2 separate regions of the Homo sapiens genome follow, and region 1 is linked to region 2. A link is a loop called in an ENCODE intact Hi-C map of the cell type or tissue named here. Cell type or tissue: endothelial cell of umbilical vein. All regions are shown on one strand. Links, peaks and the distances in the headings refer to the core of each region. The heading gives the core; the rest is flanking DNA. Region 1 overlaps FRMD5 (FERM domain containing 5). Region 2 overlaps FRMD5 (FERM domain containing 5).

What was found. A loop is a pair of places that touch in the nucleus more often than their neighbours do. Peaks named below come from ENCODE experiments on the same cell type or tissue, not always from the same donor. Only the 100,000 strongest peaks of a DNase experiment are listed, where the experiment ranks them.
Region 1: it touches region 2 in a loop (11-fold over the local background); 3 of 110 quality-filtered maps call a loop at or near these places.

The regions. Positions count from the first base shown.
Region 1 is chr15:43,908,732-43,914,112 of GRCh38, reverse strand. It overlaps FRMD5 (FERM domain containing 5), which reads left to right. Exons shown (of 14, transcript NM_032892.5): 5 at 4,134-4,231. Among named protein-coding and RNA genes, the nearest start is that of WDR76, 84 kb to the right of the region's middle. In endothelial cell of umbilical vein, for the core only: no CTCF peak of the experiment used is centred there; DNase peaks (open chromatin) are centred at 692 and 2,682; H3K27ac peaks cover 3,042 bases.
Region 2 is chr15:43,995,442-44,000,822 of GRCh38, reverse strand. The region is part of intron 1 of FRMD5 (FERM domain containing 5); the gene reads left to right. Among named protein-coding and RNA genes, the nearest start is that of WDR76, 170 kb to the right of the region's middle. In endothelial cell of umbilical vein, for the core only: no CTCF peak of the experiment used is centred there; DNase peaks (open chromatin) are centred at 432 and 1,982; H3K27ac peaks cover 1,600 bases.

The DNA.
Region 1 (5,381 bases), core at 119-5,118, 87 kb after region 2:
TTTTCCCTGGCATCTTGCAGGCTCTTGCTAATTCTGTCCTGATTCACACTCCAATCAATTTAGGACAACACTAGCATTCAAACAAAAATGGAGGTGAGGTAAAGCCCCTCTGAGGCCAGAAAGAGATCAGCAGAGTTTAAAAAACAAAAAACCAGTTTCCTCAGAAGCAAGCGTGTTCTCCTAAATCCGGTCTAGAGCTCATTTCTCCTTTAGTCTCAGTGAGAATATCTCTCTGATAACAAAGGGTCCTCCTGACTTGGATTAGGACTAACCTGATAACTAAGTGAATTACCATGGGCCGAGTCAGAAGGCCTGGATTCTGATTGCTGTGTTACCTCAGATAAGTCACTCTCCATCTCTGGACTTCTATTTCCTTGGCTATGAAATGTTCTGAGGTTCAGAGATTCAGGAGGGCTGCACTAGGCAGCCCCAGCAGGCTGATCCCTTGCCTGGCAACACACAGTGGCCCTGGAGATAGTGCCTCAGGCAACAAGATAGTCTTCCTTAGGCCCTTGTGTGGCAGGGGAGAACATGCCAGGGTCTCTTGTGAATAGGTCTAAGGATGCTATGAGTCATGTGGAATATATTTCCACCAACAACATTGAGTCACTGGTTATCTTCTTAAATGAACCAAACACAAAGCTCGATGGAAGCCACTGTGGCAGAAAGGGAGGGGGAGCCCTGGTGCAGCTCATTCTCTCTCTTGAAGCTGTCAGTTGATTCTTTCATGAGCTCATCTCCTCTTGCCCTCAACTATGGTTTGTTTCTTTAGGATACTGGTGTATCCTTTTCCCTCTTCCCATCTAGTTTTATGACATTGCCTGAGAATGCCCTGTGGCCTTGCCTTTAACCTCCCTGCAGCTGTTTTATCACCAGAAATCAAAAGGAACCCTGCCCAGCAGTGGAAAGCCTTGTTTCTATTCCAGTTCACCTGAGGCCATTACCTGCCATCAATAATGATGCCTTGGAAAGACAGTGGTTCTCAGTGTGAGCAGGATCATGTTCCCTTGGGTGGGAGGAGAAGGGGAGCAAATCAGAAACTTTAAAGGGGCCTTTTCTTTTCTTTTTTTTTTTTTTTTGAGATGGAGTTTTGCTCTCGTCAGCCAGGCTGAAGTGCAGTGGCACGATCTTGGCGCACTGCCACCTCTGCCTCCTGGGTTCAAGCAATTCTCCTGCCTCAGCCTCTCCCAAGTAATTGGGATTACACGCCGACACCACCATGCCTGGCTAATTTTTTTTTTTTTTTTTTGTATTTTTAGTAGAGATGGGGTTTCACCATGTTGGCCATGGTGGTCTCGAACTCTTGACCTCAGGTGATCCACCCACCTCGACCTCCCAAAGTGCTGGGATTACAGGCGTGAGCCACCGCGCCCGGCCCAAAGGGGCCATTTCAAACCACAGGAGCACCCCCAACACATACAGATTCTGACGGGCTCCCCCTGGAAGATGTTCCCCTCTCTGCCACATTGAGAATCACTGCCCAGAGCCATGTTATCCCTTTGTAATATCTCCTTTAGTCCAATATGTACAGTCCCTGAATTTTGGACACAGACAAGCAGAGAAACATGGAAGACGTGATGCGTGAATCCAGGCCCAGGGAGTGATCAGTGAGTAAGGGGCAAAAGGTTTGCATCCACATCCTGCTGAAGCCTGTGGAAGGTGGGAGTTGGAACAGTGAGAGGCAGAGAAGTGCTCACTCACTCTCTCCCACACACCGTGTGGCATTTCGCTGTGGGAAGCAGAGTGAAGACGAGCTTGATTTGGTAGATCCATCTTAATTATTCACTCTACATGATGTCTTTTTTCCTTTCGTTTTTCTTGGCAAACATTTGGGCAGAGTAGGGTTGGTGGGAGTGAGGGGATGGGTTCTTATTAACTTCCAGGCTAAGACTCACCTTCCCTTTGGTCTGAGGAAGGCAGTCCATCCTGCTGTGGTTAGAAGATGGCTTTTGAATTTTCTTAGGACAGCTTCTTAAATTTTAATCTATACACAAATCACCTGGGGATCTTGTTAAAAGGTGTAGGTGGAAGTGTAGGATGGGCCTATATTCTTTATCTCCAATAAGCTCTCAAGTGATGCTGATACCCCTGATATGTGGGCTACACTTTGAGTAGCAAGCGCTGAGGAGAGAAGATGGCTTGGTTGCTCCCTCATTTCTGTTTGTTAATTGCTTGAATCTTCAAGCCCAAGCCTCTCAGAGTTACCTGCTAGGACCCCTTCCTACCACCTCCTAGAAGTTGCACTGTCAACAGCCCTCTTCCTGTTGAGCATTTTTACATGATCAAGTGGACAAGGAATCCTCTGTTTCATTCTTCAGCCCGAAAACAGAAACAATGGAAACCTCCAACTGTCCAGGGAGGGGTCAATTTCTTTTTGGTTCAGACTGTTCGAATTTAAAGGAATTTTACTACATTTTCATTACTCCCCTAGGGATGCTGGACCATAAAAGTTAAAATAACAAGCGTTTAATTGTCTCAGAGTGTCTATGGGTCAGGAATTCAAGAGCAGCTTAGCTGGGTGGTTCTGGCTCAGGGTCAATCACGAGGTTGCAGTCAGGAGGTTGGCTGGGGCTGCAGTGATCCACAGGCTTGACTGGAGGTGGGGACTTCATTTCCATGATGGGTCATTCAAATGGCTGTTGGCCGAAAGCCTCAGTTCCTTGCTGGCTGTTGGCAAAGGCCCCAGTTCCTCACCACATGGACCTTTCTATAGGACTGCTGAAGCAACCTCAAGAAGAATGAGTGATCCAAGGGCAAGAGAACAAGGAGGAAGCTGCAATGACTTTATGATCTCAGAAGTCAGACACTCACTCATGCTTTATTCTATTGATAGAAGTGAGTCACCAAGTCTAAGCCATACTCAGAGAAGGAATTAAGCTCTACCTCATGAAATTAGGATTATCAAAGAATCTGTGGAAATATTTTTAAATCACCAGAGATGCTCCCTGGCCAAGGAGCCACCATGGTAGGTGACCCACTCAAGGGACTGATGCTCCTCATAATCTTACAGGTCTTCTAAGAAGAGCAATAAAGACCACACTCCTTGTGAAGACATTTCAAAATGGAAAGTCATCAATTCCATTCCACTGTGACAGGGTCCATCCAACTAGTGAAACTGCAAAGCATTTATAGTGCAAGGAGGGCAGAATATCATAGTGATGAAGAGCCAAGTTTAGGGGTCTCACAGTGCTGAAGTTGAATCCTGGCTCTTTCACTTAGTTGTACGTCCATGAGAAAATCACTAAAGCCTCAGCTTCTCTATCTGTAATAATGGGGATAATAACAGTACCTATCTCAAAGTGTCATGTGAGAATTAAATAAGTTATTGCATGTAAAGTGTGTAACACCTGGACTGGCAGATCGTAAGTGCTCAATACATGTCAGCTACTATTTGCTCTTGTTTTTGATATCCTGCTTCCACCTGAGGCAACAGCTTTCTGTATTTAAAGAGGTGCTGGCCCCAGGTTTCTGCTTCATTTGTGTGCTTCTTTCACCAGTGCCTCTTGTTGCAATTTTTTTTTTTTTTTTTTTTTTTTTTTTGAGACAAGGTCTCTCCGATTGCCCAGGCTAGAGTGCAGTAGCACAATCTCGGCTCACTCTTCTTACACTTTATTCCATTTCAAAGGTCTGGTTGACCTCGGTAACTGCAGGCTGTTTCCACATATGGACAGATTCTCTTGGTAAGTTGAGGCTGAACTCTTCCTGGGCTAGTTCCTTCACCCACCATTCTACTTAAGAAGGAACATCAGCTGGCATCCAAGGCGGAGAGAGGCCCAGTTTGCCAGTCTCTGATGGCATAGTTTTCTTTTTCGGCACCAGATCGACTGGGGCTGGCTCCTTCCAAAGCTCAGCACTGTGGGGTGATGCTTTTACCAGGAAACAGCCATTTCTGACTTGAGCTACAGGAGGAAACTGGCATATTTTTAACTGAACCTCAAGTCAGTTCAGGGCAAAGTACCTGAAAGAGTTTCCAGGGAAATGGAGAATGTATTTGTTCTACATTATGTTTTAGGATTTTTTTTTAATGTAGTAAAAGTATCCTGACAAAGATTTTGATAGGCTTACAATACATATTTCTATCTTTAAAGCAATCAAAGAAATCCTTTATAGTTTATTCTCTGTTTTCTCTCCAGGTATTTAGTCTTCCTGCAGATCAAAAGGGATCTCTACCATGGCCGACTCCTCTGTAAAACATCGGATGCTGCCTTGTTAGCAGCTTACATCCTTCAAGGTAATGACTTTTGACAGGATAAGTTTGCTTTTCATGCCAAGTACTGATTACATTATTTTCAGTTAGCACTGATGACTCCTTCTTGAATCTAAACATTATCTAGGCCAGGTGCTGTGGCTCACGCTTGTAGTCCTAGCACTTTGGGAGGCCGAGGTGGGCAGATCACCTGAGGTTAGGAGTTCGAGACCAGACTGGCCAACATGGTGAAACCCCGTCTCTACTAAAAATACGAAAGTTAGCCAGTGTGGTGGCACACACCTGTAGTCCCAGCTACTCGGGAGGCCAAGGTGCAAGAATTGCTTGAACCCAGGAGGTGGCGGTTGCAGTGAGCCGAGATTGCACCACTGCACTCCAGCCTGGGCAACAGACCAAGACTCCATCTCCAAATAAATAAATACATAAACAAACAAACAAACAGTATCTAACTTGAAGCAGAGTTCAAGTTAGAGAGTTTTTTTTGTTTGTTTTGTTTTGTTTTTTTTGAGATGGAGTCTTGCTTTGTGGCCTAGTCTGGAGTGCAGTGGTGCAATCTCGGCTCACTGCAACCTCTGCCCCCCAGGTTCAAGCTATTCTTCTGTCTCAGCCTCCTGAGTAGCTGGGACTGCGGGCGCCCACCACCATGCCCAGCTAATTTTTTTTTTGTATTTTTAGTAGAGATGGAGTTTCACCGTGTTGGCCAGGCTGGTCTCGAACCCCTGACCTCAGGTGATCCACCTGCCTCAGCCTCCCGAAGTGCTGGTATTACAGGTGTGAGCCACCACACCCAGCCAAGTTAGAGGATTTTGCTTGGATTTCCTAGAGCCAGAAAACACTGAACACTCAACCCTAAACTGCGCCTGAGATCTTACTACCAGCCCCTTAAAGTCATTCTGACTCTGTTTTAGGGATTTGTCCTGGGCCCCTGGTTGATAAAGTCCCTGAGACTCTGGAGTGTAATCAGACTTGATTTTTTCCCCATCCTCTCAGGCAAATCTCCAAGATATGAAGCATCTTAGAATTCTAGTATCTATTTCAGAGACCTTTTAGTTCAGTGTGCTCAAAGTTGAAAGTGTTTCCAAGTAACAAGCACATTTCCTAACAGGCTAATAAGTAAGAGTTGAGGCTTACCCAGCTGAGGCCCAGACTGGGTTTTTTTGCAAAACAGTGGGAG
Region 2 (5,381 bases), core at 56-5,055:
AAAAAGTATAGCCATTTTGAAAATCAGTATGGAGGTTCCTCAAAAATTTTAAAATAGAACTACCACAGGGTACAGTGGATCACACCTGTAATCCCAGCACTTTGGGAGGCCAAGGTGGGTGGATCACCTGAGATCAGGAGTTCAAGAACAGCTTGGCCAACATGGCAAAACCCCGTCTCTACTAAAAATACAAAAATTAGCTGGGTGTGGTGGCACTTGCCTATAATCCCAGCTACTCTGGAGGCTGAAGCATGAGAATCGCTTGAACCCGGGAGGCAGAGGTTGCGGTGAGCCGAGATTGTGACACTGCACTCCAGCCTGGGGGATACAGCGAGACTCTGTCTCAAGAAAAAAAAAAAAAAATAGAACTACCATGTGATCCAGCAATCCCACTTCTGGGCATATATCCAAAGGAAATGAGTTGAAGAGATGTCTGCACTCTCATGTTCATTGCAGCGTTATTCACAATAGCCAAGAAATGGAAACAATCTTTTAAGTGTTCATTCACAAAAGAATGGACAAAGAAATTGTGGTAGGGTGAGGTGCAGTGGCTCACACCTGTAATCTCAGCATTTTGGGAGACTGAGCAGGAGGATCACTTGAGCTCAGGAATTCAAGACCACCCTGGGCAATATAGTAAGACCCTGTCTCTACAAAAAAATAAAAAATAGCTGGGCATGGTGCATGCCTATAGTCCTAGCTACTAGGGAAGCTGAGGCAGAAGCATGGCTTGAGCCCAAGGAGTTTGGGGCTGCAATGAGCACTCCAGCCAGGGTGGCAGAGCAGAGTGAAATGCTGTCTCCAAAAAAACAAAAACAAAGAAATCATGGCACATATATATATATATATATATATATATATATATATATGCATGGCATATATATATATATATATATATACATACACACACACAAATATAAAATGGTATATCATGTATGTGTGTATCTGTATATCACACATATATCTGTGATATAGATATTCCATTGTATATGTGTGTGTGTATTCACATATATAGATACACACACATGTGTATACAATGAAATACTACCCAGCCTGTAAAAAGGAGGAAGTCTTGCCATTTGTGACAACATGAATGCAACTGGAGGGCATTATTCTGAGTGAAATAAGTCAGAGACAAATACTGCATGATCTCACATATGTGGAATCTAAGAAAGTCAAACGCATAAAAAGAGTAAAAAAGTAGTTACCAGGAGTCAGGTGTGGGGGTAGGGAAATGGGAAGATGTTGGTAAGAGGGAACAAACTTGCAGTCATAAGTAAATTGTGGAGACCGAATATACAGCATGGTGACTATAATAATAATGAATTGCATACTAGGAAAAAAGTTTTTAAATGGGTGTAGAGTTTTGATTTTGCTAGATGAAGAGTTCTGGAGATTGGTCGCACAACAGTGTGAATGTACTTGACACAACTGAACTGCACACTTATAATTAAAGGCTGAGTGCGGTGGCTCACACCTGTAATCCTAGCACTTTGGGAGGCCAAGGCAGGCAGATCACCTGAGGTCAGGAGTTCGAGACCAGCCTGGCCAATATGTCAAAGCCTTGTCTCTACTAAAATTATAAAAATTAGCCAGGCGTGGTGGCACACACCTGTAATCCCAGCTACTCAGGAAGCTGAGGCAGGAGAATCACTTGAACCTGGGAGGTGGAGGTTGCAGTGAGCCGAGATCACACCACCACACTCCAGCCTGGGCAATAGATGGAGACTCCGTCTGAAAAAAAAATAAAAATGAAAGCAACTTGTGAAGAGAGAAAAAACAGTGTTAACAGCTGAGGAATGAAATTATCGTCTGTTTGTTTCCTATCCCTAGCATTTGATGATTACAGCTTATTTTCTTTTTCCAGAAGTTTTGGTGCTTGCTTGCCAGCAGGTTGTTCCCAGAGATTGTCTGTGTTCTAGAAAGTGACGTCATTTTGCATGGTAGAGAGCAGCTGGATAGAAATAGGCCTGCCTATCTCACGGCAGGGCGGAGTCTTGGAATGCGGAGTCTTTCATTCAAATCATACTGAACTTCCTGATGTGAAATCAGCCATCATCTCACAAGCTTATCTCATCAATTTCCTGGTAGAAGCAGCTGTGCTGCCAGGGATAGAATCCTCTGGCCAGCCATTATTAGATCTGAAAAAGCACCCCTTGTTTTCCCTTTAGTGCTCAAGCCTTAGTGTCTGCCAGTTTGAATGGCAGTGGAGTTTAGGGATTTGTATGTACTTAAACTGAATAAGGTAGAGAGCCTAATGGTCATGACAGAATTGACAGACACCCTCTCTGTGGAGTGTTGGATCACATATGCATTGCCTCTGATCAGTCTGCTTGCTTGAAACTAATGTCAAAGACAATGTCTAGTGTTGCCTCTTACCTTTAATAGGAAACTAGAAATAGAACCCTTGGTCACCTGTGCAGAGATTTGCCATCAGAGAACTTCATCTGTCCTTTAATACTTTTGCTGTGTCCTGGAAATGATTTCTTTACTTGTCTTCCAGGATATGTCACTCATTCCTACCAACTAATAATAAGCATATCTAAATCTTGTAGACCACTTTGCAATTTACAAAGTTATGTATCTATTATCTCATTTAATCTTGATAGCAGAACTAAAAGGCGATAGTCTTATCCCCATTTTGTGGAGAAGGAATCATAGCTTCAGATCATATACCACCTGTAAGCAGCTATGATCGTTATATCCCTGATGACAATACCTTAGTTCCACATTGAACCAGTTGAAGATGTTAATTATATTATCTAACAAAGTCTCTTTAGTGTGATGTAGGAAATACCTCACACAAAGGACCATTTTACTATATATAATATAACATCATGTTGTATACCTTAAATATATATAATAACTTTTTTTAAGACAGGAAAAAGAGGCCTTTAAGAGGCCTACTGGAAGTAGACCGGAGATCTCAATGTCATGAACATTGAAGAACATATATTTTTGTTGTCATTATGGTTTTATTGTGGTTGTTTGGAAACAACACAAGTCATATGGACTGAAACTGTTAATTGTTTCTTGTGGCGTGCATGATCATTCTGATTTTTCTATAAAGAGTAGAGATAGATAGACGTGTTTCCTTTTCATCATTTGCAAGCATTGTCTAGATTATGGGGAGGCAACTGCCACTGTTAGATTTCAATAATATAAAAAGAATAGAAATCAGGCCCAGGGGAAAAATCCACTCACTTTGGTAGTAGAACTACATCAAGAAAGCTCAGGGGCAAGGAGACAACAGGCAAGGAGACAGTTTCTCCTATGGAGACAGACTAGGTTCTATCAGCAATTCTGGTATCCTGTGTCATTGCCAGCAGGCACCCTGAAGGGAATGAGATGAACCACAAGAGAATGTGTTGGTAAGAATATATCCTTTGCAACCTTACTGCAGAATGGGGAATTTCTTTTGAGCTTGATCCGTTTTTGTTCCCTAGAGTCAAAAATATGTTTTCTTGAGGAATCTCAAGAGTAGAATCTTTGGGTGTGGATTGGGGAGAGGAGTGCGCAGAGAACAGGACAACAATGAAGGCTGGTTTTAGAGAGGTAGAGCAAAGATGCCGTAAACAAGCATAGTAGTTAGAGTATTGTGAGATGAAATTTGGGAGTTACCCTTCAGGCCTTTATCATCATAAGAGTCATTTTCTTTCTGGTGCTAGCAGCATTCTTCTGTTAAGGTAGGTCCCCTGTGTCTGTCTTCTTGAAAGTGGGAGTTCAAACTTTCTCTCTTTTCTTTCTTCTCATCATGACTAGAGTATACCTGAGCAGATATTTGTGTTTGTACATTCTAGTTCAGTGATATTCATGTTTTAATCATTGGAAAGCTTTAAAGAAATATCAGTGCATGTATCATTTTTTTAAAAGCCCCCCACATGATTCTAATATATAGCCAAGGTTGACACTGTTCAAGAGCAGTGTTTATCAAACTTTAATGTGAAAATGAATCATCTGGGGATCTCGTTAAAAGATGGTTTCTGCTTTCAGTAGATCCAGGATAGAGCCTAAAATTCTGCATTTTCAACATGCAGAACACTTTGAGCAGCAAATTCCAGAACAATGGCTCTCAAACTGGTATACAAAAAAAAAAAAAAAAAAAAATCAGCTGAGGAGCTTAAAAAAAAAAAAAAGGCAATCCCCACTCAGATCAATTCAGTAAGAATCTATAGGAGAGAAACTGAGGGTTTGAACATCAGCTAGATGGTGAAATTGAACTTTATAGCACTCATCACCTCACAGAAATATCAATGTAAACAACTATCCATGCATGAAAATACCTTCACAAGAACTAGGGAAATCAGATGAGGGAGTACAGCAATGAGGTATCATGTAGAAATAAGAAAAGATACATTGAAGAGGGCAGGAAAGACAGTTTTACGTTACCCTCGTCACACTTCCCCAAACCTCAGACAGCACAGCATGGAGAAAGATACCCTCTGTGTGAGGGAAGGAGAGTGAGTACCGGACGTTGCCTCATTCCTCAACACTGGGCCTGTCCCAGTAAAACCCATCACTGGGTAGGCCCCATGGTCCCTGACTCCAGGCCTGTACCTACAGACTAGGCTTCCAAGTCCACCACAGTGCCAAGCTAGATCCTGCAGCCCCAGGCTCCAGGCCTGCTCAGTGGACCCTGCCTCCAGGCCAGCCCCTGCAGACCTAGTCTGCAGGCCCACCCCAGGTTCCAGAACAGCCCAGAGGCAGGTCAGCCCACACAACCCCAGGCTTTAAGCCTGCCCCAGTGCCACGGCAGAAGCCTAGGCCTCAGGCACCAAGCCATCACCTTCAGACACGGGCTCCAGGCCAGGCTGATCCTCGTGACCCCACCCTGTAGGGGAGCCTCTGCAGCCCTACACTCCAGCAGCTCTGGGGTTCAGCCCTGTTCTAGCAGATCCAGGGTCCAGGCTCATCCCAGTAGACCCCAGCACTGGGCTGGAACCCATGGACACAGGCTCTAGGAACATCCATGTGGACCAAGGTTCCAAGCTGGCTCTCACGGCTCCAGGACCTACATTAGCCCTCAAAAACCTAGCCTCCAGACCTAACCTCCAGGCATATCCCCATGGACCCAGTCTTCAGGCCAGTCCCCAGGATTCCAGGTACCATGCCAGTACCCATGATCCCAGGCTCCAGACCAGCCCCTACAGATCCAAGCTTCATTCCTGCCCTAATACCAGGCTGGCCCCAGGCTCCAGGCCAGTCCCCATAGACCCAACCTCCAGTGGACCCAGAATCCAAACCTGCTTCAGCAGACCCATGGTCCAGACCCACTCCTGTAGACACCAGTGCCAGGACAGTCTCCATGAACCATGTCTCCAGGACCACTCCTGGTGACCCATGCTCCAGGCCAGCTCCTGTGGACCTAGGACCCAGCCTGC